Regions from separate parts of the Homo sapiens genome. Here region 2 is linked to region 1. Evidence: read pairs that join two places in POLR2A ChIA-PET (ENCODE). Cell type or tissue: Panc1. All regions are shown on one strand. Region 1 overlaps MSH2 (mutS homolog 2). Region 2 has its middle 100 kb from the start of KCNK12.

What was found. ChIA-PET counts read pairs that join two places held together with the same protein. Peaks named below come from ENCODE experiments on the same cell type or tissue, not always from the same donor. Only the 100,000 strongest peaks of a DNase experiment are listed, where the experiment ranks them.
Region 2: POLR2A ChIA-PET joins it to region 1 with 8 read pairs; 2 of 35 experiments call an interaction of 5 or more read pairs at or near these places.

What each region holds. Positions count from the first base shown.
Region 1 is chr2:47,429,944-47,432,443 of GRCh38, forward strand. The region is part of intron 7 of MSH2 (mutS homolog 2); the gene reads left to right. Among named protein-coding and RNA genes, the nearest start is that of MSH2, 28 kb to the left of the region's middle. In Panc1, no CTCF peak of the experiment used is centred here; no DNase peak of the experiment used is centred here; H3K27ac peaks cover 342 bases.
Region 2 is chr2:47,673,673-47,676,172 of GRCh38, forward strand. It overlaps a transcript of MSH2 not described here. Among named protein-coding and RNA genes, the nearest start is that of KCNK12, 100 kb to the left of the region's middle. In Panc1, no CTCF peak of the experiment used is centred here; no DNase peak of the experiment used is centred here.

The sequences.
Region 1 (2,500 bases):
AACAAGTGATTTTGTTTTTTTGTTTTCCTTCAACTCATACAATATATACTTGGCAATGTGCTGTCCTCATAAAGTTGGTGGTGGTGACTCACTCTTAGGACACATTCAGATTTCTTTTTTTTTTTTTTTTGAGAAGGAGTCTTGCTCCGTTGCCAAGGCTAGAGTGCAGTGGCACAATCTCAGCTCACTGCAACCTCTGCCTCCTGGGTTCAAGCGATTCTCCTGCCTCAGCTTCCTGAGTGGCTGGGATTACAGGCATGTGCCACCATGCCCGGCTAATTTTTGTACTTTTAGTTTTACCATGTTGGCCAGGTTCGTCTGGAACTCCCAATCTCAGGTGACCCACCTGCCTCGGCCTCCCAAAGTGCTGGGAGTACAGGCGTGAGCCACAGAGCCTGGCCATGTTCAGACTTCTAATAACAGGTTTGTATTGACTCTTAGCCTCATGGCAGAAGCCAAGAGACATGAGACAGCTTAGAAATTTTTGCTTTTTGGAAATGAATGTTAGAGTTACTGGTTTGTGATTAAGGCCTATTGCACTGACAGAGGCAGTGAAAAAGGGTTTGATTGCCAAGGAAGATTCACAGGGCCTAGAATGGCAGTGGTTATGCATCTACAGTTTATTACAGGAGAAGGATACAATCCAGTAGCAGGATTATGGTAAGGATATGCATCACAGTCAAAGGCTGTCATAGCAAGTCATCCAGAGAGTTCGGGTGCAAGTTCCAGTTTTCCTTTGTTGTGTAAAGTCTGTGGTGGGGTGCATTTTCTCTCTCAGAGCAGGATGTGTGCACAGGACACCTTGGAACCTAGGAGCCCAAAATAGAGTCTTCACTGGACTTTTTAATATTTTTCTTGTCAAGCGGACATGTTCCTGTTCTCTAACTAGCCTCTTCAGTGGAGGTCAGAGGAAGAGCCTCATTGAGACCAAGTGCAACTCATCAATCACATGAAACAATGCTGATAAATAAACCACCTAAATATCCCCTGACCCACAAATACAAAACAACACCATTCAATCAGTATTTTTCATGCCTTGATCAGGGGTCATTGCCATGCAGGAACTTTAACAAAACAGTACAGGCTAATAATAGAATTGTTGGAATTAACTCACACAGCACACCTATGAGAGAGAGTTAAGATAGAGGGTCTTGGTGGTCTCTAACAGTTGAATTCAAAGTGAAGTTACCAGAGTAAAGTGAGCAAAGACACATATTAGTACAATATTGGTAGATAAAATCACGTTGCTCTAATAAGCATAGTTTTAAACTTTAACCATGTTTCTCCAGTAATTTTAGTAATTATATTGTTGTTATGTCTAATACATAAAGCATTTTTTACTTTTTTAAAAAATTTTTAGGCAATGTGGGGTCCAAAGTAATTAAAAAAAAATTTTTTTAACATAAAGCATCTTAAAATTTTACTTAATCATGATCACTTAGAACCATTAAAACATACGTTTTGATATTATGGGGAAGCTTCGTTGTTCCTTTGTAGACAGACTTAAAGAAATACAACTTTATGATGACAAGATATAAGATAATTATAGATTTAAATTTTATAGAAACCTTTTCCCTTATCTAGTGCAAGAGGTAGCTAAGTGCTTATTTTCTCAAAGTACTGTGTTATAAAAAGTATTCCTAGTGTAGTCAAAGCTTCTCTTTAGACTGATAAAACTTAGAGCACCTGCATTTACTTCCAACAAAGCAGAATTAAAGAAAATGAGACTTGGCCGGGTACGTTTGTAATCCCAGCACTTTGGGAGGCCGAGGCAGGTGGATCATGAGGTTAGGAGATCAAGACCATTCTGGCTAACATGGTGAAACCCTGTCTCTACCAAAAATACAAAAAATTAGCTGACATGGTGGTGCGCACCTGTAGTCCCAGCTTCTCAGGTGGCTGAGGCAGGAGAATCGCTTGAACCCAGGAGGTGGAGGTTGCAGTGAGCTGAGATCACACCACTGCGCTCCAGCTTGGGCAACAAAAAAAAAAAAAAAAAAAAGAAAAAGAAAATGAGTCTTTACTGGCTGGGCACAGTGGCTCACACCTGTAATCCCAGCACTTTGGGAGACCGAGACGGGCAGATCACCTGAGGTCGGGCATTCGAGACCAGCCTGACCAATATGGAGAAACCCCATTTGTACTAAAAATACAAAATTAGCGGGGCGTGGTGGCGCATGCCTGTAATCCCAGCTATTCGGGAGGCTGAGGCAGGAGAATTGCCTGAACCCGGGAGGCGGAGGTTGCGGTGAGCAGAGATCGTGCCGTTGCACTCCATTCTGGGCAACAAGAGCGAAACTCTCCATCTCAAAAAAAAGAAAATGAGTCTATACTTTGCTGTTTTCATACTCTCTTAGTGTGGTGTAGGCAGCCATGTATCCCCCTTGTGCCTCTATTTCTCCATTCTGTGAATGAGTGTCTTCCACTGCTGTGCTTTTCTGATTCCGTAACCTTTGTTTGTTTGTTTGTTTGTTTGTTTGTTTGTTTTTTATTGATCATT
Region 2 (2,500 bases), 240 kb after region 1:
AAGATTTTAAATGCTCATGGTTAAAGATATGATAAAAATTCATAATAATAATCATGCAATTGATGAGGAAATTTGGCTATTTCTGTAGCAAACAACAATTTAACATTAGAATTATGACTGATGGTACGTACTAAAACATAGATTTCTAGGAATCTCATATGCTTTTGGAACACACATTAATAACACACCTGTACAAGGATACTCACACCTGTACAAGGATACTCACACCTGTACAAGGATTATTTATTTGACAGTGCTTCTTGTATGATGCAGATTGTACTTCCCAGCCTCCCTTGCATCGGGGGGGAAGTGAGGCACCAAATTCTAGCCAATGAGATGAGGTATTTGAGCCAATAGCCAATGAGGTAGTTGAGAGCTGTTCCCAAAGCCTGCTTTACAGGGCTGCTAGCTCGTCCTCTTTGACCTTTCTCAATGTCCTCTCCATCTGGCTTGTTCCACGGAACATGAAAACCACCTTAGACCACACCCTAAAGATGACAGATGCCAGAGCTAGAAGGACCCTGAGCGCCTGGCACCATGGAGTGCTCTAGCAGCCCCCGGACTGCCAACCTCCCAACTTCTTGAGAGAGAAAGGGACATAATTTCTCGTTGGTTTATGCCATCACTGTTTGCTGTGTTGTTGTTGTTGTTGTTACTCTCATCTGAACTATTGTTGAACATCATCTGAACTGATATGGGGAGTGGTTGCCTAACAGATAACCAACAGTGTCTGCTGTTAAGAGCTTCTTGGAGGCCAGGCATGACGGCTCATCCCTGTAATCCCAACTCTCTGGGAGGCTGAGGTAGGAGGATCACTTGAGGCCGGGATTTGAAGACCAGCCTGGACAACATAGTGAGACTCCATCTCTACAAAAAAATTCTAAAAAAAAGTTAGCTAGGCACGGTGGTATACGCTTTCAGTCCCAGCTACTCAGGAGGTTGAGGAGCGAGGATCACCAGAGCCCAGCAGATCGAGGCTGCAGTGAGCCATGATTGTGTTGCTGCACTCCAGCCTGGGTGACAGAGTGAGACCCTGTCTGGAAAAAAAAAAAAAAAGAGCTTCTTGGAAGAGGGCACATAACTTAGCCTCCAGATGAGTAGGATATAGAGAATCAGGGACCAGAACAGTGAACATTCTAGAGTGAGGCAGGATAAGAAGTGAGCCTGGCTTAGAGGCCCAGATTGCAGAGGGTTAGTGGGGCCAGATTGTAGGAAGACTTTGACCATTCCATTGAGACGTGTGCTGGTCCTTCTAAGCCAGGAGAATCTGGACTATTTTGAATGGCCCCTGGAGAAAGCTCATCCCTGTGTTTAACTTAAATGTACCATGTTTCAGTTTGAATCTCTCTTGCCTTATTCACAGTGGATCAAGCCTGGCTTCACCACAGGAAAGCTGAGCCTCTATGTTCCCTTCAACATTATTAAATGTCACCCTCTATCACCACACAGACAGGAAAAGCCCATTTCTTAAAATGATTAAAGCCTCAGTCTTAACCTGTCACATCTAGTACTCAAGATATGGGATTGTCATCCCAAACATCCAAATCCCAGACCAGACTGAAGGAACTGGCAAGGGCAGGAGCCCATCTCCTTCCTTAGCACCTGGCCAAGGCCTGGCCAGAGCTGGGCTCTTCCTTGTTGAGCAACGCCTTCCTCCCTTCCATCTCCCTTCACTCTGCACCAGAGGAGCCAGGAACTAGACCCAACCCCCTCCGGCAGCTGAGCCTAGCTGGACACATGGCAGAACTGTCCAGAGGGGAGTTCATGTCCTGTCCTCCCTCCTGCTTCTCAGAAGCCTCCCTGATATCAATTATCTGAGAGGCAAGACCATAAACCACTGGAACAGCCAGTCCCAGAGTCAAGAGAACATCTTCACTCTTCTGAGCTGCCCAGGCCCCCAGGCCCAGCTGCCAAGGATTTTCTGCACCTTGAAGTGCAAAACAAACAAGTGTTACTGTTTTCATGTGAACTACCTCAATGCACTCTGCTGGCCTTGCACTGGGGCTTTGTAGGTGTATGACTGGGGGAAAAAAGACAGAGCTTTTTCCCTGAGGTCAATCAATGTGCTCTGGACACTGGCCAAGGATGCCTGGTAGCTGGTTCTGTTCAGTTGCAGGGAGGCAGTGAGGGCAGATGGGGAAGAAGGAAGGAGGGTGGGATGGGGGTGCTATTCTCCACCTAGGGATCTGCAGGTCACTGCCCTGAGCACCATTCCCAGCCTTTTCCCACCAAGGACACCTGGGAAGATTTTATCTAGAAGGCAAACTGGATTTTTTTCTAATAATCAATTTGCTTCCAAGTTTTCCTTACCTAGAAGCCATTCTAGTCACCAAGCCAGCTTCAGGTGAGTATGAAATGAACAAGGTTGTTACACAGGTGATGTAATTCCAGCTCAAAGTAAAGAGGCTGGGGCTTCAGTTCGCAGGACAGCCTCATCCTGGGGAATGTTAAGATTTCATTTAGGCTTTATGGAATACTGAAAGTATCTATCTGGTGGGAA